Regions from separate parts of the Mus musculus genome. Here region 1 is linked to region 2. The links are chromatin loops, found by intact Hi-C in ENCODE. Cell type or tissue: left cerebral cortex. All regions are shown on one strand. Each heading gives the region's core, and the rest is flanking DNA. Links, peaks and the distances in the headings are about the cores only. Region 1 overlaps Traf5 (TNF receptor-associated factor 5). Region 2 holds the start of Mir3473c (microRNA 3473c).

Region 1 (9,802 bases), core at 15-2,514, 71 kb after region 2:
AGGGAGGGAGGAAGCAAATCGACTCCACAGAAGGGAATACAGACTATAATGCTGAAGGAGACACATTTTGGGAAAGAGGAGAGGGAAGGCAGGTTCCTGGGCAGGAGGAGGGCAGTCAGGTTTTGTTCAATTATACAATCTGGGATGCCCTTAATCATTGACAATATTCATTCAGGGCTTGTCACAGGCAAGACAAAGAAAACACCTCACCTCTCCAAATCACTATGATGCGCTGAGGCACCAAGAACCTGTCTCTTGGCACCGCAGTGCCATGCAGCTGGCCCACTAAAGCCCACTGGCCAGATGTGTCACAGTGTTTATCTGTCTCCGAAGCCACCTCTTTTTCTGAGCTGCTTTTTGTTCACATACTGCTAGGGCTGGTTTGTTCTGAAGGGTGAGGGAAGAGGAAATGGGAGCCACACAGAGCCTGCAAAGCCCAAGCCAGTGACTATCTGGCTTTTCTGTTTAAGTGGCAAGGGTGGTGGAGCACACCTTTAACTATAGCACTCAGCAGGCAGGTGAATCTCTAATTCGAGGCCAGCCCAGTCTTCTTAGTGAGTCCTAGGTCAGTCAGAGCTACATAGTGAGACTATCTATATCTATATGCAAAAATAAATAAATTCATTGCATTTATTTATTTGTGAAGGGTGGGGTGCAGACAGCATGGCAGTGTGTTTGTGGAGGTCAGAAGACATCCGTGGAAGTCAGTTTCCTTCTACTACGTAGGTTCCAGAGGTCAAACTCAGGTCATTAGGCCGGGAAGCAGGCACCTTTTCTTGATGAGCCATCTCATCTACCCTAAGTCAGGCTCTTAATGGAGAGGTGGGTTGAAGACCTGGGGGAGAGATGCACTGACTGCAAGGCCTAGATAATTTTACTATCAACTCTCTTTTAATTAATTAATTAACTAATTAACTAATTAATTAATTAATTAAATGTGCGTGGGTATTTTGTCTGTGTACCGTATCCACATCTGGTACCCAAGAAGAACAGAGAACACTGGATCCCCTGGCACAGAAGTTAGAGGAGGTTTGAGCCACTACATGGATGCTGGGAATTGAATGAGGGTTCTCTGGAAGAGCTGGTGCTCTTAACCACTGAGCTTTCCCTCTGGAGCCTTGGCTCTTCAACAGAAGCAGTTCGCTGCCTGTCCTCAAGTAAAAGCAACTGAGGAGTTTTTTCCCCCTCAGGATAAAGATTAAAGTTATCTTCTTCTGCCTTTAGTAGGAAGAAAACTGAAAACCCTGCACTAACTTGATATTCTCGTCGACGTTCCTCTGAACTGTCACTTAAACTCTTCTATAACTGTCAGACTCTGCGCCTCACCACGCAGGAGCTGGGAGACCAGCATGAGAGAGAATGGTAGACATCTGTAGAAAGCAGTCCTTGTTCCCTAGAGTCTGTGCTCTGGTCTCTACGGAGTTCTGTAGCTCATTCAGGCTTGGTGATCACAAAGCTAGACAAGAAGTCCTGTCTAGAATTTGTCACCCAAAGCAAGTGGCAACAGATTGTTGTACGGGAAAAATGCAGTCCTGGTAGTGCTCCCGTGGTGACAGGGAAATCATCTACACCTCTGTCACCTCAAAGCCCAGGGTGTGTATGTATGCGTATGTATATGTGCATGTGTGTGTAGGTGCACATGTGCATGTGTGTGTTTTGTATACATGTATGTATGTTGTGTTATATGTGTGTGTTTGTGCATGTTTGTGTATGTGTTGTGTGTCTATGTGAGTGTATTGGTGTGTGTTATGCATGTGTGTTGTAGTATGTGTGTGTTGTAGTATGTGTGTGTTGTGTGTATATGTATGTGCAAATGTGTGTTTGCATGTAGATGTTTTGTGTGTATGTGATGTGTGAGTGTATGTGTATATAGATGTATGTGTATGTTGTGTCTATGTGTATGTGTGTGTAGGTGTGTTGTGTGTATGTGATGTATGAGTTTATGTCTGTGTGTTGTTTGTATGTGTGTTGTATGTATGTGTGAGTGTGTATGTGTGTAGGTGTGTGTGCGTAGGCCTGTGTGTGTAAGTTTTCTGGAGGCTTGATAAAGGGCTGAGTCATCTGACAAGCATGTTCCGAACTGTGTGGGTGTGAAGGGAAAATCTCAGCAGCTGCCAAGCCATCCCCTGGAAGCTAGAGGCGGTTGAGTCACTCGAGAGTGGTGTGACAGTGCCTGGTGGGGGCTGAGCCTTCCCCAGCTGGATGAAGTTGCATCTGACAGGAAGCCTCTTCCCTTTGCCCTTCCTTGACCCCTCTGCACATTTTCTTCAGGGTCTCATTGCACAGCACATCCTGGCCTGGCCTGGTGCTCTTTATGGATCACAAACATTAGACCAGAGCCCACAAGAGACCCTCCTTGAGGGAGGGGCCTGAGTCTCACAGCTGTGCCCTGTCCAGTCACAGCTGACCTGTCACAGCTGTGCCCTGTCACAGCTGCCCCCTACCCTTGGGTCTCCAGATCCTTCACAGCCCCACAGAATGATGCACCCTTGATGGATGCTTTTTTTTTTTCCCTCCAATATTTTGAGCAGGGTTTCTCTGTGTAGCACTGGCTGTCCAGGAATTTGCTCTGTAGACCAGACTGGCCTTGAGCTCAGAGTTCTGCCTGCCTCTGCCTTCTGAGTGCTGGAACTTAAAGGAGTGCACTACCACCAGCTGGCTTTGGAGTGTTCTTTTTGCCTGGTAAGTCCCATACCCTCTTCTTGACTCAATGGTCACATATAGGCCTAGTACACAGACCATGCTGTCTTTTTGCTGCTACAAAATGAACCTCTGCTCTAGGTTTTCATGGTCCTGGTCGATTTGGGACAATCTGAGAGGCACCCAGGGAACTCCTTTACAAAGCTCAACCACAGACCATCACAGACAGGATAAGTGGGTGTCACTAGAGGAATCCCATGGACAGCATGGGTCTCAAGGATACCAACCTGGAATCGTCCCAGAATAATCCTGGCATTGCACCCGGGGGCGTTTTTGCAGTAGACGTGTAAATTGAGAACTTCTCTTTTGCAGCAGTTGTCTTTGAACACCTAAAAGACAGATGCGATCAGTCTCACGCCCTCCCGAGTGCGACTGTGAACGGAAGCTCTGGTGAGATTGGTCTTCGAGGCTATCTCAGCAGCAGATGGAAACTTCCAGGCAGTGGCTGAAACGGAAATGTCACACAACCACATTGAAAGTAAAGGCCCCCTCAGACACATACTTCTGGCAAGTTATACGAACGCCCAGTGCTCAACACGGTAGGCTGTAGTGAGGAGAAGCAGGGGGTGAACTTGACCCCACAGTTAAGCCACGAGGGGGCTGTGGCCAAGGGTACATCTGTTGCTTCCCACTCTGGCGTGAAGTGTCAGTGCCCTGCTGCTGTGCTGACTGGCTATTTCAGCCCAGAGTGTGTATTTGGCATGCTTCCTTTGTGAAGATCAGAGTAAATTCTGTCAGCGAGGCAGGCTATGTGGTAACCATCCCGGCGACCAAATTTCAACTCTGATATCCACAACACTTACAAAAGCAGGCACAACTCTGTTCTAATAAAACACTTACACTCATGGATACTGAAACTCGAATAGCATATAATCTCCATGTGCCACAGATCATTAGTCTTTGATTTAAAATTTTTAGGTGTTTTACTTAATCACCATGTACATGCAGGTACCTACAGAGGCCAGAAGAGGGCATCATATCTCCAGGAACTGGAGATACACCTGAGACCCTTACGTAGGTGCTGGGAACCGAACCTAGGTCATCTACAAGAGCAGTAAGTGCTCTTAACAGCTGAGCCATGGTTCCAGCCCCCTTGATTTTTAAAATAAGTTATTTAAAAATACTTTAAGACTCCAGGAGATTGCAAATATAGCATAATTTTGGGGCTTCTTTTTTCATGACCGTTTAAGAATTTTTCAGGTCAGATGGGTCTGTAGCTAAGGCTGTAGGGCATTTTCTTCACTGCCAGTTGATGTGGGAGGACCCAGCCCACTGTGGGCCTAGACTATACAAGAAAGGAAGTTGAGCAAGCTGGGAGAAGCAACCAGTGCACAGTGTTGTTCCGTGGTTTTGGTGGTCCGAGAGCTGCAGGGTTGATAGTTGTTGTGGGCAGGTGAGGTTTCCCACCATCCTGCAGAACTGAAGCCCTGGAGAGAGGCCAGGAGGCCATTGGCAAACGTGCAGCCTCAGTTGTAGGGGAGACCCAAACTTACTGGAGAGCCAGGACCTTGGGACAATTACCAAGGACGGTGGCATGCTTGGCATGGTACCAGCTTGAGCATATTGGACAAGCTCTGTGAACGACCACACCTTTTCTAAGTAAAGAAAATGGCAAGTCTCAGGCGTCAGACACTAAAGTGTTTATACTGTTGGATTTGGTTTTGCTTTGATCTGACTATAACTGTGCCCTGGTTCTTCCTCTTTGAAATAAGAAATATTTAGCTTTTATTATTATTATTATTTTGCAGGAAGCCACTGATTTGGTTTTGTTGTTTGTTTGTGCATTTGTTTGTTTGGTTAGTTGAGACAGGGTTTCTCTGTGTAGCCCTGGCCCTTCTGGAACTTGCTCTGTAGATCAGGCTGGCCTCAGACTCAAGAGATCCACCTGCCTCTGCTTCGCAAGTGCTGAGAGTAAAGGTGTGCGCCACCACTGCCCAGCTAGAAGCCCACAGTTAAGAGACTAGGTATTTTAAAGAGATGTTGCATTTGAAAAGTTATTTGAATTTTTAAAAGATAGTGGGACTTTTAATGTCTTAATGTGTTTGCTATTAGCATTAACATAGCCCTGGGAACACAAAAGAAGAAAATGGTTATGGTTTATAGTGTGCTGCACTGACAAGGGGTCAATTCTGTTTTGTTTTTTTTTTTCTGTTGTTGTTGTTTGTTTTGTTTTTGGTTAACTTGACATGAACTAGAGTCACTCAACTGAAGAACTATTGCCCCTATCAGGCTTGTCTGTAGGCATGTGTGTGGGTCATTTTCTTGATTGATGATTGATGTGGGAGGGGCCAGATCACTGTGGGTGGTGTCACCCCTAGGCAGGTGATTCTGGGTTGTAGAAGAAAGCAGGCTGAACAAGCCATAGGGAACAAGCCAGAAAGCAGCACTGCCCACATCCTCAGCTCCTGCCCTGACTTCTCTAGACTATGGACCGTGACCCGGAAGTGTAAGGACAGTGACCTAGAAGTATAAGGTGAAGCGGACATTTCCCCCCAAGGGTTTGTGATCCTGATATTTATCACAGTAACAAAGAAGCAAACTAAGACCCACAAGGAAAGAAAAACAGATAAACTAAACTTCAACAAATTGAGAACTATCTGTGTTCTCACCAAGACACCATGAACAAAGTGAGAATAAGCTATGAAATAAGAGAAAAATATTGGCAAATTTGATAACAGCAGAACCCCCCTCCCCCCAGGTATCTAGAATATAACAAAGGACTTGTAATAATCCAACAATTAGAGTTTTTTTTTTTTTAAGTTAAAATGTGCAAAGGTGGAGCTGGAGAGATGGCTCAGTGGTTAAGAACATTTGTTGCTCTCACAGAGGAACCAAGTTCAGTTTCCAGCACTCAAATCTGGTGGCTCACAACTACCTTTAACTCCAGCTTCAGGGGATCTGATGCCCTCTTCTGGCCTCTATGGTTACTGCACAGACATGTGAGAGCAACACACACACACACACACACACACACAGAGAGAGAGAGAGAGGGAGACAGACATACAGACAGACAGACAGACAGACAGAATCGTAAGAAGCATTCCAATAGATAAGACACAGCTGCTCAGCTAAATTGACAGTGTCACCAGCCATCAATGACAACTGACCCAGTCCCCAGATAAGTAAGGCTTCACATCCATTAGAACAGCCCATCAGAAAAGCTGAGAACACATTTTGATGAGGATTTGCTGCCATAGACCCCTCATGCACTGTAAGGAGGTACAAAATTACAAAACAGCTCAGCAGTTGTTGAAATGTTACACTCAGGGCTGCCACAGTTACCCAGGAGTGCCATACCCAGGTGTTTGTACAAATGAATTGGGCATGAGAGTCATCCATGTTCTGAAGCTACAATGTAACAGCAATGTTAGCTTCTTTCAGTAGACTTGTAGATCGTGGATATAACCATGGTAATGAATTGTTTTTTTCCAGGACTGGAAAGTGAGCATCAGCTTGATGAATAGGAGTCTGCACTAATCACACCCTAAGCTCCTAATATTATGTATCAACTTTTTTTGGTATGCTGGGAGATATATATAATATGTGTGTATCTTCATGTCCATGTATCATGAGCATACAGTGCCTGTGCAGGCCAAAAGAGGGCATTGGATTCCCTGGGACTGAAGTTGCAGTTGGCTATGAGCCATCATGCAGGTTTTGGGAACTGAACCCACTGCTCTAGAAAAACAGCTGGTATGCTCTTAAAACTTAAGCCATCCATCTCTCCAGCCCCATATTTTAAAATTTTAAGCTTTGTGTATGAATATTCATAACAACATTATTCATAGTGGTACAAAAAGTAGACACAGTACAAATGTACACTAACTGCCAATAGCGAAATCAAGTGTGATATATTCACACAACAGAATAGTATATAGCAATGAAAAGGAATGAGATACTAATTCAACTGACCACAGGGATGAACCTTGAGAACATGCTGAGTGGAGGAACTCAGACAGAAAAGGCAGGGTCCCATTTATATGAAACACCCAAAAAATGCAGCAAAATTAAAGCAGAAACTAGATTGTGGTTTTCGTGAGCTGGGAGATGTGGGCAGGTGACAGCCAATGGACATGGGATTTCTTCTTGGGAGACATGACACATCAAGTGGCTACACGAATCTGAAAACACTAAGTCCTGTTGAACCAGATGTTAGAAAGGTAAACTTTACGGTATATAAACTGTATCAAAATTGTCATTAAACAGAACAATGTTTTAAGGGTTATCTAGACTAGAAGGTCAACCCCCACCACCCAAACTGGGTGTTCTATGTTTTCTAGCAACTTGGTGTGGCTGGAACTAGTGTGGGAATGGATGAGACCTGTGAGTGTTCAGTAAAACCCACACGAGGAAGGTCTGACCTGACCCACAGCAGAGGACTATGGGTAATGAGGACAGTTCCAGACATTGTCCTATTCCAGCCTGGAAGTCACCCTGGTACCTTCTCCAACTCCCAAGCCAGAGCAGTGGCCTCCTCACCTCCTGAGGCTTGATGACCTCCTTGTCTACCGGGCAGATCGGCACCGAGTTCAATTCTCTAGAAAGGAAACCAAAAAAGAGGGCTGAAGTTAATTAAGTGTTTAACCTCAACAGTCTTTCCAAGAGCACTCAGCCACTCTGTGTTGGCACAAGCTGTGTACTCTACCCAGAAGGCAGCTGTGGTGGTTTGAATAGGAATGGCCCCCATAGACTCATGTGTTTGAATGCTTGACCCATGGGGAGTGGCGCTATTAGGAGGTGTGGCCCTGGAGGAGGTGTGGACTTGTTAGAGGAAGTGAGTCACTGTTGGGGGGGGGGCTTTGAGGTTCTATGCTCAAGCTACACTCAGGGTAGCACCATTTTCCTTCTGTTGCCTGCGAATTAAAATGTAGATCTCTTAGCTCCTCTAGGACCATGTCTGCCTGGATGCTGCCATGTTCCCGCCATGATGATAATAAACCTTAGAACTTGTAAACCAGCCCCAATGAAATGTTTTCCTTTATAAGAGCTGCCTTGGTCTTGGTGTCTCTTCACAGCAATAAAACCCTAACTAAGACTTGTATCAGGAACTTCACAGTCTTACAACCTTCCTGGAAAATGCCTAGCTACCTACCAGCATGCCATCAAACACAAGTCCCCCAGACTGTCAATGGCTCCATCTCTGGTCTCCATCTAAGGGAAAGGCAGGCTGTAGTACAGTGTGACGGCCGGGTTCTTCACCTTTAGAACCTAGAGCTTACTGGAGCAAAGAAGTGAGCACACAGTGCTGACACACTGGAATGAGTGAGGACCTGTCTTGAAGCCCCTTCTACAGCCTGACATGCTCAGCTCTAGAAGCTTCCAAAGCCTGCTTCCAGGCTCTCCTGGTTTCGAACAAGTGGCATGACCCAGATTGCTACAGTTTAGATGTTAAGAGGCTCCCCTACTCCATGAGTTAAATAAAGCTGTGATTCCCCAGGGTGGTGCTGCTGGGAAGGCTTGTGTCAAAGTTAATCTTGATTAGCTCTGGAATCAACCAAGAGACCTGTGTCTGGGCGAGCTTTTGCCAGGAAGGATTCCCTAAGGGAGTGCCTCCCTCAGAGACAGCAGCATCTTTGTACCCAGACATAAAGAGTCCCAGGAAAAAGCAGCACTACTCGTCTACTGCCACTTTTGACTGTTAGTGCATCTACTCCGTTGTTGCTGCAGCCATCGCTGCTGCCACTGCCCTTCCAATGTGTATTGGAGAGTAGTGGCTCTCCAGGACTCTGCCAGTCCTTCTGAGCCTATCTGGAGCTGCTGCAGCATCCAGCCTGGTGGACTAAGTAACTGCCAGGTTCACAGCCATTTTACATGCAGGCACATGTTGGACTGCCCAGACTACATTGTGAAAACCATTCCAATAACCCTCCTTTTAATGTATATTCTATGGATTCTGTTCCCCGGAGAACCTAAGGCACAGTGGAGTCCTGGAGGGGTGGAGCCCTGGAGAGGTGGAGCCCTGGAGAGGTGGGGCCCTGGAGGGGTGGGGCTCTGGAGGGGTGGAGCCTAGTGGGCTCATGATGGTGTGTCTCTGAAGGGGAGAAGGGGCCCCATGCACTGTTCTCTCCCCTTTTTCCTCCCTGGATGATGCAGGTGACTGTTTGGGCTCCAGCATGTCCTCCCACCACGATGTGCCTGCTTTGTTATATTTCCAAAGCCTATCAATCACAAACCGGCACTGTAAAGCTGTGAGCCAACAACGAACCCTTTCTAGCCCTGAGTATTTTCATGGCGTTATGTTATTGCAGGCTTTCCAGCGTTGACAGCTGCCAGGAGCCATCCAGGATAGGCTAAGGCTAGCAAGTTATCTTCCTGGAAGTGGCTCATTGTTTCTGCATTGTCTGCAGTGGGTGAGCTCTGAGGGGCAAGGCCCCGAAGAGACTTCATCTCAGGATTGTTTCTTATAGCTGATACACTTTTCCTGTCATTATAAATTTACATAGTAATCCCTGGGCATTAGCCCACCCCTATTGATCAGATTTCCTGCAGATCATCATAAAGATGAACCTTCATGAGTTAATGCTGTTTAGATGAATTAATGATTTTATAGAATTTCTGATTTGATTCAAATAATCTTAGAAAGAAAGTTTTAAGAGGTGGCTTTAATTGTTTTGCTAGTAAGATATAATAAAGTTAGAATCAAAAATAGGATGTGCCCCTCCTCATAGCAGTAAGTAAAGGCTACATAATAAGGAATGCAATGAACTTCCATAGTTACACTAAAAAGAGCAATAGGCTTGGGACAAATTTGTGTTCGAGGAAAAGCATTCAGGTCCAAGAATGAAGGCACAGGTGTGCACTATGGTAAGGCAAGGCCATTAAGAAACTGTTGCTTTGGATTTACAATGAGCATATATTATGAAACACTGCTTTGAACTTGATATCAACATCCTTCTGTAACGCCTACTTTGTGTAACATTTCATCTATGAAGTAGTTCTTTAAAGAACTTTTGTTTAAGAAGGTATAAAAAAGGCTGCAGAAAAGCAATAAAGATGATGTGGTGGTTTGGGGGACTCTGCCCCAACCGTCCGTCCATCCATCCATCCAAATGTATATGTCTGTTTATATGTACACACGTAGGTATATGTGCATGTATGTAAG
Region 2 (17,618 bases), core at 6,583-9,082:
TTTCCTTTGCTGTACAGAAGCTTTTAAAATGTCACCAGGTCCCATATGTGAATCGTTGTCCTTATTTCCTGAGTAACTAGAGTCCTACTGAGAAGGGCCTTGCGATGCTTGTGTCTGAAGCATTCCCCAACTTTTTTCTCTCATAGTTGTAGAATTTCTGGTCTCACACTGAAGTCTGATCAATTTGGAGTTGGATTTTTGCCTGGCGTCCTGCCCAGGCAGCCCCGTGTAATGCCTCAGACCCAGGCTGTGTCTTTCTACCCTGGCCATCATCTCTATCCATCCCCGTGTGTGACGTCTGCCCCCATTCTCACCCTGCTTATTCACAAACCCTCCTCTGACTCCCTTCATTGTCTAATGTTCACCCCCTCCCCATAGATACCGGGTGTGCTCTGTGCCAGTTATCCCCAGGGACCCCAGATACTTTCATGGTGTCCCTCCACTGAACTTGGCTAACACTTACTGGATTAATGAATTATGATGGTGGGTCGGTTGTTTTATCAGGGCAATGTCAACCCACACATTTCTAAGTGTATCGTCCCTAGACCAGAGGCATTTGAAACAATGTATTCTTGTTGGATTGGCATGGGACATAAGTATCTAAGGGAATGTGTGCATGTGTGTGTGTTGTGCCTGCTATGTGTGTTGTATGGGTATGTGTTTTGTATGTTGTTTGCTCTGTATGTGTTTGTGTTGTGTGCACTTTTCCCCACAGATTATGGGGATATTATTATGCTCATCTGTACATGTACCTGCTTTGTTTATGGATAGTGAGGTTTGGGGAACAATTTCTCTGGGTTCAACCATCACGATGCTTTCGGGATTCTTATCAAAATGGCTGCATACATCACCTTGATGCAATGCTTATGGTGAGCCAAGGTTATTCACAGCTGCTTCTCAAATGGCCCTATTTTGTTTTCCATAATTAAGAATTTTGCTCAAAGAGGTTGTGGCCTACATGAGGCCTCACATCTGTAATGGGTGGGATGCTTTCAGCTGGGGCCCAACTCGCCTCTCTCTTTCTTGGTGTCTTGGGTTCCTTCCTTGCTGACAAGGGACACATTCCCCTTCTTCTCTGTCTCAGAAGAGTCTGGGGGGCCATGTCCCTCATCCCGTGGCTCCGGTGGAACGACACCCCTCCCCGGCTCTCGGCCCGGACCCCGGCCGAGATGGTGCTGGAGACGCTCATGATGGAGCTGGCTGGGCAGATGAGAGAGGTGGAGCGACAACAGAGGGAGCGTCGCAGCGCAGTCAGGAAGATCTGCACTGGTGTGGACTACAGCTGGTTGGCAAACACGCCCAGGCCCACCTATGACATCAGCCCTGGTGAGCGGCTGCAGTTGGAGGATGTATGTGCCAAGATCCACCCATCCTACTGTGGGCCTGCCATCCTCAGGTAACCCTGGCATTGGGATGGGGACCGTGACCCTACTAGCTCCAGAGAAGGTGACTGGAGTCGCAGGAGCCCAAGGCTAGTAGAATCAGAGCCAGATGGCATGAGAAATAGAATAGAAATCTCCTATTTCTGGGAGAAATAGGGTGAGGAATATCAGACTTGGGGGAGGCTTCATCTGGGGCTGGAGGCAGATTCTAGAGGCCCTCAGGCTGGGATGGGTTGGACTCAAAGCTTGTAAATTCTTTGTTCTTCCTGCTGGGTGGTTGCAAGTATGCATGTCAACAATGGTTCCTTTGTCACACGCCTATCTTCCATGTCTCCAACTTCTCCTGCTTCATTTCCTTCTTCTTCCTCTTCTTTTAGCCCAGGCTAACCTAGAACTCACTATGTAGCCTAGGCTAGTCTCAAATTCACAGCAATCCTGCTGCCTCAGCCTCCATGTTCCTTCCTTAGGACCTGTCCCAGGCAATCTCTCCAAAACTGGTGTCTGAATTACTCTGTTCCGATCAGGTTTGACACTGTCAGCCCGAGGTGTGAGTGTGTGGGGGGAAGAGGGAACAGGGAAGCCCAGCCAAGTGTGTGAGTGTGTGAGAGCCCAGGGCACCACATGTGCAAAGCTTGGTGTAGCACAGGACAGAACCTAAACCTCTCTCCCTGAGGCTGTGGACCTTCCCTCTGTTCCCATAGAGCTGGTGAACTCAGTACAAATTCAGGACCGACCCCAAATGCACAGGAGTTCCTTGTCAGCATTCTGTTTGTAAAGGACAAATCTACAAGTAAAGACTTTGAGTCCAACTCCTCCAGTAGCCCCCAACACTTGCCCACCCCGTGCTTCCTCTCTGAAATTCCCTTGAAAGGAGGACTTTGCCCCTATTTCCTCTTTGGTTTCTGTAGTCTCCGCGCTGGTGCCCCTGAGCTCTCCCATTCTTCTGATTCTATTGATGGTGGAGGCTCCTAAAAGCATTTACTTCAGAAGTGAAAATGGGACAGGGGTAGAGTGCCAAGCTGATGCCAGGGGGCACCTGACCTGGCTGGCTAAACCCACAGTGAGGGGGCACAGGGTTAGAGCCATACTTCCTCTTGGATTTCCTGTCTGCCTCTGCCAAATGCTGGCTCTCTGGAGGGCAGAGGAAAGAAGGGATCAAATGGACGAATCCAGCTCTATGGAGAAATCTAGGCAGAGGAAACAGCTAAAGAGACACACAAGGAGCAAGGAGGCCACCAGCGGCCTTCCTGAGAAGGAGCAGGGCCAGTAGGAATGCAGAGCTTGTCCATCCCCTGAAGAGACACGGAGCTGGGGGGAGAAGGTCTCCATGTTGACACACCATGACATTGCAGACATGCATCTCAGAGTAATCACAGGGGCAGGTGGAACTGGCAGAGGGGTGAACACAGTCTCCCACAGCCAGGCTGCAGTTACAGTGCACACCTCAGAACTTTGTCCCTGTCAGCCATGGGCTGGCTTCAGGCTCCTTGCATATGAGCACACGTACCATGTGAAAAGGCAGGTGTACCCTTTTACAGGTGAGAAAACTGAGGCTCAGAGGTGAACAGAACTGGGATTTGAGCTCAAGATTGACTGGGACAAGAGCAAGGTTGGGAGTTTCTGGCTTGTGAGATGCTCAGTCCATCACGGTCATGTGCCCCCAGGTTCAGGCAGCTGCTGGCTGAACGAGAGCCCGAGGTGCAGGAGGTGGCGCGGCTGTTCCGCTCCGTGTTGCAGGAGGCCCTGGAGAAGATGAAGCAGGAGGAGGAGGCCCATAAGCTGACACGTCAGTGGAGCTTGAGGCCCCGCGGCAGCCTGTCGTCCTTCAAGACCCGCGCTCGCATCGCACCCTTTGCCAGTGACATCCGAACCATCTCGGAGGATGTGGAGCGCGATGCGCCACCCCCGCCGCGCACCTGGAGCATGCCGGAGTTCAGGGCGCCCCAGGCCGACTGACCACCCAGGGCAATCACCCTCAGGAGGAATAACGGGCTGGTGACTCTGTCACTAGCGCCGGAACCTCCCCACCTACCCCAACCAGGAGACCCATCAAGCAACACTGCTAGACCACGGAGCCAACTACCCAGTGAGCACACCTGCTTGGATACCTGGGCAGAGTCAGGACTTGAGCCCTGTTTCTCCGCAAAAAGGTCTCCACTTCCCAGCCTGACACAGACACAAGGCCCACATACTCATCCCAATTTCCGGGATGCCCCATTCACCCTATCCATTCATGGCACCTTTACTGGTGACCAGATGACATTCACTGCAGGGGACCCACAGCCTCAGGCCCAGGGCAGCTGGTGGGGCCCACAGAAGACTGTTCAACCCACTCTTCAGCTAGTGAGTGAAAAAAGGAAGTCTTCCAAGAGTCTCTGCTTTTGCCTTAACTCTGATCCCTCTGATGTGGCATTGTTCTTGCCTCTGAGTCCTTGAATGCTGGACTATGATAGGGTGGGACCAATGTCTACATCTCCATCCACTGGGGCCGAGGCTGCTGTCTGAGAAAGGTGGCTAGGGGTAGGCAGGATGATCATAACTCCCATCCTGCGATGTCATCATATGGAACATGGCCAGTCCAGAGTCAGGGCTTGGAGGCCTGCGAACCTGCTGCTGAAGTCTAGGGATCCTTCTGTTCACACCTGCTCTCCAGCTTCCCTAGGAAGTACCTGAGCAAAGCAGTCCAGGGTAGTCTCCTGCAGCCTCATGCTCTGATGGTCTATGAGTGGATGTCCCCCACCTCAATCTGGGGTAGAAGTAAGGTTCAGGGCAAGCAAAGAGTGTCCCCAGCACCCAGTGCATGTGAACCTTATAGTCCAAATAAAATGCAATGGGAGAAAAATCACTAGGTACTGCATATAGTCTGGCTCAATGGGAAGTCTGCTCTCCTGCCCTCCCCGCCCCTCCTCCTTCAAGGCAGGGTCTCACTATTTTGGCTGCTTCAGCCTCTTGAGTGCTGAGTCTACTGCACAGATATTCTTTTTGAATGATGTGGCTTTGGGTTGCTTCACTGGGATCTGGATAATGATCGGATGGCACATTCCTCTTACCCATCGCTGCCAGGATGAAGGAGCTGACTGGCTCATTAGTATAATCTCTTCTAAACAAAAACATTTTAAACATATCTTCTACTGGAAGATACTGAGAAGTTCACTCAGTTGCCAAACTTTGGATAGAGGTTCAAAGTTGTAGTCGACCCTCGACTACCAGTCAATGTAGGTACCTCGAAAGGGGTTCTGAGAATTAAAGGACAGGGATGAAAGAAAAATGGTGCTAAGACAAAGTTCTGATCAAGGTTCAATTTTATTGCAAAGCAGCAGGCTTATAAAGGCAAAAGCCATAAGCCCAACCCCTAGATGTGACTGATGACGTAGATCACCTCATGCTGACTGCCAATGGCATAGGTTTCCATTTCTCAGAACAGGTTTCTCTTATCAGGGCAAAACGAGAATTCCCAACTCTGGAGGGGAAATTCCACCTGCGAAGGCAAAAACAGCTGATGCGGCAACCCCTCTCTGCAGGTCAGGGCAGAGCCTCCACACAAAGTGACCTGTGTTGTGATGGGGGTTTGCTTTGATTCAATGGGTTTGTGGGTGCTTTGAATGTGACACCAAGAACAAATGGGAAAGGCTTTGAAACAAACAGTTCCACAGTTGGGAGGAAATGTTGAGTGAAGCAGAGCTTGCCAAGCCTCCTGCCTGAGGCCCTTGTGGGGCTTGATTTGCCTAGAGGGAGGTTCCGAGGATCCTCAGGGGAGGACTACTGATTGCTGATTTCTTCTTCCAGGTCTCTCTGTTCTCCTCAAACAAAAGGAAAACCTGAGGTAGTGAGCTTGCTCTTGCATGACAGGCAGCTGCTACTGCTGTCCCTGCCAACCTCCTCAGTACTCTTCTGCTTTGTCCCACCTTAGCTGTGATGCTAACTAAAGCCTGTGAGGGTCTCAGGTCCTGTAAGACTCAGGGCTAACAGAGGTGTCTGCTGAGGGGCTGGCGTTGGCTGGAGGGGAGGGGGAGCCCCCCCCATCCCCCCCGCTGAGCCGCAGCTGGCGCAGCATCCTAGTTCTGGTGCTTCTTACTTGGTATGAGAACTTTTAAGTTCTAGAAAGTAAAGGGAGCCTTAATGCTTATTAATTCTTAATAATATTAATTTCATTTTTGTTTCATGTTTTAATTTCTCAACCCAAAATTTTGGCGGATACTTTAATATGAATCTCAGATATGTTTCTTCATGCCTGAATACTTCAGTGTGCTCTGCAAAAGAGAACATCCCAGAAGTTGGGGATATCTATCTGTCTGTCTGTCTGTCATCTACCTATCTAGGGTGGCATACATCTTTAGCCCCAGAGTTTGGGAGGCAGAGGCATGAAGATCTCTGAGTTCGAGGTTAGTGTAGTCTACAGCATGAGTTCCAAGATAGCCAGGGCTACGCAAAGAAACCCTGTCTTGAAACACAAACACACAGCTGTTCTGCTAGTAAAAATCTACACAAACTTTCATATTATCTAATACCTAGTCCCTGCTGAAATGACCCAAATTCTTCCCAACATATGACTCCTTGCATTTTGTTTCTGAGAGTGAGGGTCTCATCAAATCTCATACATCCACACATCAATCAGAAAATTATGATTTGTTTATGCTCAATCACATAGTGCTCTATAATTCTACAATGGAAGATTGTTTATGGAGTATCATGTTGATAAACAGTAAATTAATAAATTGTGGCCATTTGATAAAATATTTCAACACAAAAGATTCTCTAATATATATATATGTATATAATGTAATTTTACATAACATTAATTTCTTCTCTGGCTTTAGATTTTTAAATTCTTTCATAAATGAGGAAAGCAGCAAAAAGTGCCAACCATTTGCACCAGTAAAGAATAGCTATTAATAGTACATATTTTTACTAATTTGAAATAATAAAAACCTATTGGCCATTCTGGGTAGGGGGTGCATGCTTGGCTTAATACTTCAGGAGCCTTCTAGTGCACACTTGAATCACACACAAGGAGGAAAAAAGGCTGAGGATAATCAGCCATAACAAAACCACATTCTTTGTAGTTTGTTATCATGCAGGTTTGACCTGCATGCTTACTTTAACCCACAAATAGCTACTGCAGTCATTACATGTCATTAATTTTCCATGGAAAATTGTCTTTTAGGCTAGGACATATTTGAGAGCTGTTTACAAAGTCTTAAGAGGAAGAAATGTTTTGCTTCCAAAACACTGTCTTTCTGGAATGTGTGTGTAGCACACTCCATGAGAGGTCTGAGTTTATCTGCCGTATTGGTACTTCCGGTTCCAAACACTTATACTCTGGAGGTCTGCCATGCCTGTTGTTGCTAGCAAGCTGAGAAAGCATGGAATTCTGGGCTGGTCTGAAAAAAGTGCCTGTTCCATGGGGTTGGTGGTCTGGGTCACTATCCGTCTAAGATGTGAAGAACAATATGGTGTGAATATTTGAATCCACATCTTCAGGGACAGGCTGAGTGGAGACTAGGACTGTGCAAGAAAGACTGTGGAGAACACACCTGACTGGAGAAAGGATTAGGGGTGTGCTGCCCTTGTAGGTGTGGAGGCCGGGTCTGATCTGGATGTTGTTGGGGGCTCGTAGGGATATGGTGATAGGCTCAGAGCTGGCCCATGTATCCCACACTCCCTTACTGCATCTGTTGCCACTTCTGTATCACCTGCTTTGTCTCTGCATTTCTCAGAATTTTATCAGCATGGTGCTATGACTCATATTCACTTACTGCACTTGAGGGCTCACCACTGGAAAACCTACTATTTTAAACAGCGGAGAAGAGATAGGATCACCTCCAAGACCGATAATGAAAATATTTGGGACACCTTAGTCATTTCTTATTTCTTTTCTTTCTTTCTTTCTTTTTTTTTTTTTTTTCGGAGACAGGGTTTCTCTGTGTAGCCCTGGCTGTCCTGGAACTCACTCTGTAGACCAGGCTGGCCTAGAACTCAGAAATCCGCCTGTCTCTGCCTCCCAAGTGCTGGGATTAAAGGCGTGCGCCACCACCTTAGTCATTTCTAATGTAAAAGAATAATAAAAAATGGCTCGCAGACGAGGGAGGGAATGAACAGTGTAACTTTTAAAAAGCTGTCTACCAGAAAGTTGGCAAAACATAAGATGCCACCTTTTAGTAAGCGCCCTTAGGTGGATCCGGTGAGGTGCTGGACCCCTGGGAAAAGTTAAAATTGTTACCTACAAATACATCCTTGCCTACAAAACTAAGAGTCTTCCAGTCAAACCACCAGGACACAGAGGTCGAATAAAGAAATCAGGACGACCAGTCGACAAACCTCCACACTCTGGCATAAAAATTGCCAGAGCCAAACCTAAAAAGAAATACACCGAAACCTGAAGAAAAATCACTTCCCTTTAAGAGTAAAGGAAGACGGAAGTGGGCGTGCAACCTGGGGAATTAACCTGCGAAAACACGTAGTCTCAAGTCTGGGGAACCTTCGCCATCCTGTCACAGTCGATTACAAACTCTAGTCCTAAGGCCTGGCTGCTCACCACGCGTGGAAAGGCTCGGAGGGGCCAGCAGCCGAGAGCGCCCAAACAGAACGCCCTAACCGGAAGTGGCCTCAACACCCCCCCACCACCACGATAGGCAGAAGAGCCCTTGGCCCCGCCCTTCGCTTGTTCTCTCCTGCGATGGAAGCCCGGAAGTCCCGCCCAGCCTGGTTCTGTCTGTCAAGCTGCGGGTTGTGGGTGGTGGGCGGGTTTCTGGTCCGCAGCAGAGCAGGGTGGGCAGTAAGAGACACCGTGCGCTTGGTATAGACAGCAAGCTGAAAGTCACATCTTTTGAACACTTAAAGCTATCTATACCTTGTACTGGAAACAAAATGCACATTCACATAATATTTTGTATTCAATGTTGGGAGAGTTGAGGCTCTCCATTCCCAGAGTTACAAGTTCAAAAAATTCCCTGACTTTGGAAAATAAAAGGAACTATAACTAAAAAGAATTAAGCCAGAACTTCAAGGCTTTTATCTTGCAGACAGTGTAGAATTATTGAAGGGGGGGGGGGGAGTTTGCAGTGAATGTCTGTGGAAAACAGCAGTGGTCAAATCATTTTGAAAACATGGAGTGTTTTGACAGCAGAACAGCATTCTGAAACATTCTCGGATGTTCACCTCCTAGACAATTTTTTTCAGAAGATTTATTTTTATTTTTTGTGTATGGGTGCTTTGCCTTCATGAATGTAGCAGTGGCCAGGGCTCAACCACTGATCTGTCTTTCCAACTCCCAAAATATACTACGCCCTCTCCAATATTTCTTTATATTCTCTTCCGTAAACTTTTTTGCTATTACATTTAAATTTTCTTTTTACCTTTGTTGAAAACTAAGACATAAACATACATATTGGCCTGGCCCTCTTCCCTGGAGACTGTCACCTGCTGCTCTGTGTTAGAATTATAATCACCATGGGCACCTCCACATACTGAAGTGGGTTCAGGGGTGATGATACACACAGGGCTCTCCTCGGGGGTTCCTGCCTCTCGCACATGAGCAATCGCTTGTGCTGAGATGTGCTGGAGTGAGATGGAAAAGAGCCTAGGGGTGTGGGTGTTTCCACTGCTATGTGCACGCCCGTCAGGACTGATCACAGGTGCAGAGCTGTAGTCCGGGTTCCTCTGCCTCTCTGTGGCGGGTCACATGTCAAGTAGATGCATCTATCAAGTGCAGCAGTGAGAAGAAAGGCACTATCAAAATAAGGGGCACAGTGACCCAGACAGAGTCACCCTCACTTGTCATTGTGTTCTCAGATAACCCTCCAAGAGCCTCCTGAGCAACAAGCACTTAGCTTCATCTCATTTGGAGGAACACTCAGGTAGCCCCACTCCTGACTCATCTCCCGGTGGACACTGTCTTAGGGTTTCCATTGCTGCGATGAAACACCATGACCAAAATGCAAGTTGGGAGAAGAGGTTTTATTCGGGTTACACTTCCATATTATTGTTCAACGTTGAAGAGAGTCAGAACAGGAACTCAAACAGGGCAGAAACCTGGAGACAGGAGCTGGTGCAGACGCCATGGAGGGGTGTTGCTTACTGTCTTGCTCCCCATGGCTTGCTCAACCTGCTTTCTTATAGAACCCAGGACCACCAGCCTAGGGATGGCACCACTCACAATGGTTGGGCCCTCCCCCATCAATCGCTAATTAAGAAAAACGTGCCTGATCTTATGGAGGCTTTTTCTCACTTGAGGCCCCATCCTTTCAGATAATTCTAGCTTGTGTCAAGTTGACATAAAAGTAGCCAGCGTAGTAAGTGAAATAAACCGTGTTGCCCACCTGCTATGTGTCAGTCATAACTTGTGAGATATAAACTGAAATCAGACACGGACCCTCGCTTAGAACTAGCAATCTTAGCAGTGGTACAGGTACATCAGACTCCTTCCTCTGCCTCTGCTCTGGGAAAACTCTAGGTTGAGATCCACATTCTCACCCTAGAGAATCCACATTCTCATCACATTCTCACTGCATTTGTAAAGTGCTTACTGTGTGTCTGGAAGAGACTTGGGTTTACACCCAAGTTCCTGCACCAAAGGCTCTCACACATGGAGGCAGGAGAAGGGGTGAGGGGGGAGCTGGCTGAGTCCCTGGGTGAGGAGCACAGTGGATGCTTTGTCCTTCTGAGTGGGCACAGTGCATAGAGGGGTGCAGCAGGAGGAGGAGCCCTAGCCCGGCCAGAAGCATGGGCCTGTCAGTTCCTGAGAGGACCCTGAGGTGCTGTGACCTATAAGGCCCAGTCAGAAGTTCTTATGGGCACATCTCCATGACAACAGGCAACTCTGTCCTTGGCAGTGTCACAGCTGGCTGAATCTCCCTACCTCCCCTCACAGCTTTGCTGGGAGGCTCTGTTTTCTTTCTGCATGTGACAGCTTTTGCCCTGTGTTCTGAAGCCTGGGTGCCTGGTGGGGATCTAGCAGGGGTGCCTGGCCCGAGCAGGACCAGAAGCTCAGGAGAGGAAGAGCTTGTGCCCAGAATGTCCTCTTCCTTCCGGTCGGTCTTGTCCAGATCCCATCTCCTCTCCACCTCCCCAGTCAAATTCCAGCCAGGACAGGAAGTGCGTGTTTTGGGACTGCTGTGTTTGTTTCAGCGGAGAAACCATGGCTGGACTTGAGCAGGACAACAGGACAGAACATGATAGAAAACTCAGCCTCTGTGGGCTTGTGAACACTTTCCTCAGGAATATAAACGGTTGTTAACATTTGTTAATATTTAGAAGCCTTTAAAAAATTGTTAGTTTTCGGCGCGGGACTGAGCGCCCTCCGACAGAGCAATCATGTCCCACAAACAAATCTACTATTCGGACATATACGACGACGAGGAGTTCGAGTACCGGCATGTCATGTTGCCCAAGGACATAGCCAAGCTGGTCCCTAAAACCCATCTGATGTCTGAATCTGAATGGAGGAAGCTCGGTGTTCAGCAGAGTCAGGGATGGCTCCACTATATGATCCATGAACCAGAACCTCACTGTTCCGGTGGCCACTGCCCAAGAAGCCAAAGAAATGAAGCCAGCGAACCGCCTTCCGGCCTCGAGCTTTCCACAGCTGTCCTCACTCCCTACCATCTTTCTGATCTTGTGATCATGTCGCTTTCTTATTTCTCACTTTGATATGTAAAGGATACACTGTTTGAATGTGCTGGTATCTGCTTTGCTTCTGGAGTTGAGCCACCAGTGCCACAGCCCTGTCAGATGAGTGTGACCTCAAAGCCCCCGTGTGCTCGGGATCCAGCAGGCCATATTAGTCATTTGGCAGAAGCATGTGAAATCTAGATCATGGCTGTTACAAGGATGGTGTGAATTTGCTGATGTGTTTTTTACTATTGGGTATTATATTTATGATGACTTATGGATTTATGTTTCAATGTATTGGAAACTTTGCATTTTGTCTGACAGATCTCTTCCATGTTACAAGCCTTGATTAAAGAAAGTTTTTTATAATCTTAAAAAAATTGTTAGTTTTCTTTTAACTGTTGACAAAAACTTTTAGCAAGTGTTTTTATTTCAAGGTTAGCACCTTTAGATCTCGCAATGTTGATTTAGTACAACGCACATTACTATTTAAAATGCAGCAGGAGCTAATTTCTAGACACATGTACACATGTGTACTTGTGCATAGAAACATACACACATACACACAGAGAGATGATTATCTAAAAACTGATTTGTCAAATAAACTTTGAAGTAGCATGCATTGTTGGGTACAGGATGAACGCTAACATGGTGAAATTCAGCCATGCTATGGAGGAAGGCACCGGACATGGACACAGGCTGGGCTGAAGATCAGCAGTGGGATGACTGTCCACCATGAGTAAGGGCCTGGGTTCCCTCCCTGACCTCACAATAAAATAAAATAAAATAAAATAAAATAAAAACTAATTCATTTCTCATTACCCGCCTTTGATGGATTGTAGTGTTGTGTCTCTAAATGAGAAGAGAGTGGAAACAGGTTTTCTCTGTGATTCAACTCTTTCTTTTATTCCTATTATTCTTAAAAAAAAAAAAAAAACCTTTTATTGATTTAAGTTTCACCTCACGCACCCAGTCCTGTTCCTCTCTCCTTCCCTCATGTCTACCTTTCTTCCTTGCAACCTCCCCCAACAAAATACACACACACACACACACACACACACACACACACACACAGAGAGACAGAGACAGAGAGAGACAGAGACAGAGAGAGACAGAGAGAGAGACAGAGACAGAGAGAGACAGAGAGAGAGAACAAAGCTAGAAAACATCTCATCGTGGAACTGTAGCGAGTAACAGTGTGTCCCACAGTGTATATCCCTCCTCATCTGCAAATGTTCATTGCAATGAATCACTGGCCTGGTTCGGGGGGGTCTCTGGCTTCTGTGACCCCATCAATATTGGCTCCTCATTAGGATTACTTCTGTTGCTGATCTGTGTCATGGAGATCCTGCAGCTCTGAATCAGTAAGACTGGCCTTTTCAATGTATCCCAGCAATTTGCAGATGATATCTGGGTGGCCCCTGAGCTGGTCAGTGCGCTGACTGGCTCTCCCTTATCTGTACTGCAACACAAGCTCTGAGCACTGCTCTGGCTAGTCCACCCAGTGCTGCCATCGACAGGAGGCAGCCGCAGCTTTCCTGCTCTCATGCCCTTAGGCCTGCTCACCCACACCTACGCCTCCAGAGCTAGCTCCACTGTGCTGCCTGGTCAAGGTGCTGGGCCCAAGATAAGAATATTTTTAGGATGCTTTTTTGCAAGCACATCTTGGAAAACACAACACACGGGTGTGGCTGCATGGGATGGAAAGTGAATTAGAGGCGGTGCTTGTTTGCTTTTCCATCCCAGGACACAGTACCCCAGAACCACAGCTCAGGATGGAGAACTCAGCTCAGCTCACAGCCTCAGAAGCTCCATGCTCTCTCGGCTTCACGGACTTGGGCCTGTGGTGAGGCAGAGTGTTATGGTGGAAGGGCATTTAGATCTGAGAAAGTGGAGGGAGGGGCAGGTGAAGAGGCGAGGGACAAGACATGCCCTTCAAAGGCATAGCCCAGCGACCCACTTCCTCCAGCTGGGTCTCATTACCACCCATAATGCCGTTAGTAATGGATCAATGGAATCGACCACTGATGAAGGGAGATGCCACACATACACACCACACATACACACACACACTATACACACACACACTATACACACACACACACTATACACACACACACACGTATATATACATATATATGTATATATATGTATGTATATACACATACATACAGACAGACATGAAATAGTGAACAAACCACAGAACCCCCCCCAGTCTGGCCTGTGGGCTAGAGACTGGACTCCTAGATTACTCTAAGTACATGGCCATCACTGCTCACCAGCAAAGGTACAGTGTATTTCTATGCTACATCTGCTTTTTCAACTTCCATCCTTTGGGACAAGTCCTGTGGCGTGGCTCTAGAATCTTCACTGATCACAGAAGAGATTAAGAGGATTGTTGGACTCACAGAGGCTAGTCAGGTAAGCAGTTTCTACTTAAAAGCAGTATTTTATTTTGTGTGGCTGGGTGCTTTGCCTGCATGCATGTCTGCAAACATGGATGCAGTACCCACAGAGGCCAGAAGAGGGCACCGAATCCCTTGGAATTTGAGTTACAGGTGGTTGTGAGCCTTCCGAGTGAGTGCTAGAAATTGAAATTGTGTCCTCTGAAAGAGCAGCCGGCAGTCTTGACTGCTGAATCATCTCTTGAGCCCCATGTTTTACTTTTAAGATTCATTTATGGTTGTCTATCTGTGAGCATCTATGTGAAGGTGTGTGCAGATGCCCACAGAGGCCAGAGAGAGGACATCAGATGTCGGAGCTGGAGTGCCACCTGACATGGGCACTGTGAACTGAATTCAGATTCTCTGGAAGAGCGGCAAGCACCCTTAGCCACTGAGCCATCTCTGCAGCCCAGGTTCTGTCTCTTACACAGGTTAAGCGCCATCTACAAGAGCATAGCCTCCCCTGTGCCTCTAACGTGACCCTTGTCCCAGGACACTTGTCCTTCCGTGCTTAGGAGCCAATGTTACATGAGCAGTGGAGGATGGCACGGATCCCATTTTCAGTCAGGGCAGGAGGGCAGATCAGTCTGAGGCTTACTGAGCTGAAGGGACAGACAGACCCAAAAGACCAGCGGGTCTCAACCTTCCCAAGGCTGTGACCCTTTAACGCAGCCCCTCATGTTGTGGTGACCCCTAACCATAAGATAATTTTTGTTGCTACTTCATAACTGTAATTCTGCTACTGTTATGAATGGTAATGCAAATATCTGTGATTTCTGATGGTCTCAGGCAACCCCCGAGAAAGGATCATTTGACCCCCAAAGGGGTCGTAACTCACAGGTTGAGAACCACTGCAAAGACAGATCTACAAGAACCCGGTCATTTCTGCTCTCAGAGCACTCAAAATGTTGACAGGAAACTCCGCAAGTTTCTACAAATGCTCATTTTTTGGTCAGCATATGAATTTAAAAGTTCTTCCAGAAGAACAGAAGGGTTCAGACAGCTGCTATCCATGGTGAACAGGTTCCCCTTTTGTCCTTTTCTCATATTTTTCTCTGTCATAACAAATTTGCTCATCCTCACACCCACTGCCATGCAAAGGTCACCTGGCTGAGTTGTGTGAACTGGTATAGTTGACAATTTTACCTAAGAAAATACTTCTCACCTGGTCAAACCTAATGAACTCTGAACTTTCGGTTCACTAAACATCCACTCCTTGGCACCCATTGTGTTAGTGGAGAAGGACGAAGAGCCGACCCATTTCCTAGCTGTTATACAACTTGGCAAACTGTGCTTACATGCAGCTAGTGGATCCTGTATAAAACACAAAAGGGCGATGCGATTTCCAAGCGGTTGGCATCTCCCTGAAGATCTGTGGTCCAAATGCAGCATATGTAGCTACACTGCCCACACTTGACTGGCACAGCCTGCCTGTCTCTTACAAGATGGCTGCTGCAGGCCTAGGCTCAGGTGTGGAAGCACTGAGTCAGCTGATAAATGACAACGAGTGTCAGTGGGAATTCTGCCCCTGTATCAGTCCCGTTGAGCACTGGACTCCCTGAAAACACTTCCCAGACTTCAGTGAGAGAGAGGAGCCCCAGGCCTTGTTGTCAAATTATTATAATTTTTTGGAAGATACAAAAATATAAATAACAGCAATATTTCAAGAGTTTAAAGTTTCAAACCAGGGAAGGATCCAAGATAAAAAGATGACACATCAGACATCGGAGGCAGGAAGACAAGAACAAGAGCCTGCTCAGTCCAGAGGGCTGCGCCCAAGGGACAGCCACACCTTTTCCTGTGCTGAGAAGTTTCCTTATCAGGTAACACTACAGATCCTCCAAGTCAGTTAAATCCACGGCCACTTTCAAGAACAGTGTGTCGTCTTTAATGTAGGTGTTCTTGGAGTTCTCCAGAGTAGAGTGCGACACAAAGCGGGGACAGCCAGAGGCAATGTTCATCTCGCCATCTGGCCTTTTGAAGCTGCTGCTGTTGGGGTCAGCTTTGAAGGTCTCCACAATATGGTTCTTCTTGCCGCTCTGGTCCAAAAGCATCAGGGTCACCCTCTGCCTGAACGGCCACTGCAGCAGCGAGTCAAACTCACCGCGCATCACCACAAAGTACAGGGACAGGTGCGTTCCCTTCCCCGACCCGTCCCCGTTCAGGTACGCCCTGGCACAGAGCCGGTAGCCGCAGCGGCTGGTGTAGAAAGGCTGGCTGAAGACGGACACTGTGTGCCCCTCCACGGCCTCCCTCTTCTTCACCCTGTAATCTGTCACCTTCCAGATGAGCTTGCCACTGTAGCAGGCGCCCTCCAGCTGCTTAAACCGCTCTTCGTTCTTATTCAGCTGTGCTTTGTGGATATTAATGTGTGCGTCGTGCTTGCTGGTCTCCCCCTCTAAAAGAACTGGAAGGAAACACAGGACAGGAGGCTGCAGCTCGGGCCTGTCATCTGAGCACTACCTGTGAACTACTACATGCATTGCTAACATTAACTCAATCGTGGTAAGCTGACGCCAAGCAGACATGGATGTATCCTCCCTCTTCACTCTCAGCTTGCCTGAGTATAAGACACATTGGACATTCACCTCGAGTGAATTCTCATGCTGAGCCTTGTGCCCGTCTAACTGTGTGTGTTTGTGTGTGTGTGCATGCATGCACACGAGTGTGCTTGTGATGTAAGTGTCTGTGCATACTTGCATGTGTTTGGCTGTGAGGTGCTTGTGGCATACAGAGGCCAGAGGTTGATACTGAGTGTCTTCCCCAGTAGTATTTCAGTCTTTTGATGTAGTTCTCTCACTGAATTAAACCCTGATATTCTGGCTAGCTTGTCCTGGAGATCCTGTGTCAGCCTCCAGAGTGCTAGGACCACAGGTAGCCCTCCAGTCCACTCAGCAATCACATGGCTACAAGGATCCAAATTCTAGGTCATGTGTGCAGCAAGTGTGTTATCTACTGAGCCATCTCCCCAACTCCTATAATGAATTTTACATTTAAAAGACTTATTATGGGGGCTGGAGAGATGGCTCAGCAGTTAAGAGCACTGACTGCTCTTCTAGAGGCCCTGAGTTCAAATCCCAGGAACCACATGGTGGCTCACAACCATCTGTAATCAGATCTGATTCCCTCTTCTGGTGTGTCTGAAGAGAGCAACAGTGTACTCACATACATAAAACAAATAAATAAATATCTTTATAAAGTCTTATTATTATTGTTATTGTTGTTACTGTTGGTGGTGCGTGCGTGCGTGCGTGCGTGCGTGCGTGCGTGTGTGTGTGTGTGTGTGTGTGTGTGTAAGTGAAGGCATGTACACCATAGTATACATGTGAAGGTCATAGAACAACTTTCAATAGTTGGTTCTTTCTCTCCACTGTGTGGGTTCCAGAGATCAAACTCTGGGTGTTATAGTTTCAATGAGTTGTGTGTCCTAAGTCCTAAGCATTGGAATACTTGGTCCCCAGTTGGTGGGTTGTTTGGGGAGGATTAGGAGGTGTGGTCTTATTGGAGGAGGTGTGGTCTTGTTGGAGGTGTGGTCTTGTTGGAGGAGGTGTGGTCTTGCTGGAGGAGGTGTGGTCTTGTTGGAGGAGGTGTGGTCTTGTTGGAGGAAGTGTGGTCTAGTTGGAGGAGGTGTGGTCTTGTTGGAGGAGGTGTGTCACTGGGCTTGGGGTTTCAGCAGCTGCTCCAGTGCCATGCCTGCCTGCCTGCTGTTTCTCTATGAGATGGTGGTAAATTCTTATTTCTCTGCAATCATAAGCCCAAATAACACTTCCTCCTACAAGTTACCTTGGTCATGGTGCTTTGTCACAGCAACAGAGAAGCCACTGATACACTGGTCATCTCGATTGCATAGCAAATCACCTGCTAAGCAATCTCACTGGCCCCAGTGCACCAAAGCCTAAGACACCCATCACCTCTCTCCCTTGTTCTTAATGATTACCACTCCCAGCTCTTGGGACTGCCTGGGCCATTTCAGTCTCGTCTGACTCCACACACATGGTGGAGACCCTCATTTTCTGAGGCAGCTAGAATCTCATGCTGCTTCACAAACAGGATTCAGCCACTGGGCAACCCAGAAAGCTGGTTGTGACTTGTTAGCTTCTACCACAAATGCACACAGACAGGGAAGCCATGAGAGGGAACCCGACTGCTTCATACACACACACACACACACACACACACACAC

The links. Hi-C counts contacts between places; a loop is a spot of excess contacts. Peaks named below come from ENCODE experiments on the same cell type or tissue, not always from the same donor. Only the 100,000 strongest peaks of a DNase experiment are listed, where the experiment ranks them.
Region 1: a loop joins it to region 2, with 4 times the contacts of the local background. A loop is called at or near these places in 4 of 42 quality-filtered maps.

What each region holds. Positions count from the first base shown.
Region 1 is chr1:192,059,715-192,069,516 of GRCm38, forward strand. Traf5 (TNF receptor-associated factor 5) reads right to left here. Exons shown (of 14, transcript NM_011633.2): 3 at 7,180-7,237; 4 at 2,928-3,029. Among named protein-coding and RNA genes, the nearest start is that of Traf5, 28 kb to the right of the region's middle. In left cerebral cortex, for the core only: no CTCF peak of the experiment used is centred there; DNase peaks (open chromatin) are centred at 1,404 and 2,104; H3K27ac peaks cover 324 bases.
Region 2 is chr1:191,982,166-191,999,783 of GRCm38, forward strand. It overlaps Rd3 (retinal degeneration 3), which reads left to right. Exons shown (of 3, transcript NM_023727.4): 2 at 1,085-1,396; 3 at 3,047-6,117. The coding sequence starts at 1,101. The coding sequence ends at 3,338. It overlaps Traf5 (TNF receptor-associated factor 5), which reads right to left. Exons shown (of 14, transcript NM_011633.2): 14 at 15,038-15,842. The coding sequence ends at 15,265. It overlaps Mir3473c (microRNA 3473c), which reads right to left and starts at 16,469; the gene lies at 16,389-16,469. It also overlaps the pseudogene Gm32460. In left cerebral cortex, for the core only: no CTCF peak of the experiment used is centred there; DNase peaks (open chromatin) are centred at 8,039 and 8,974; H3K4me3 peaks cover 1,108 bases; H3K27ac peaks cover 631 bases.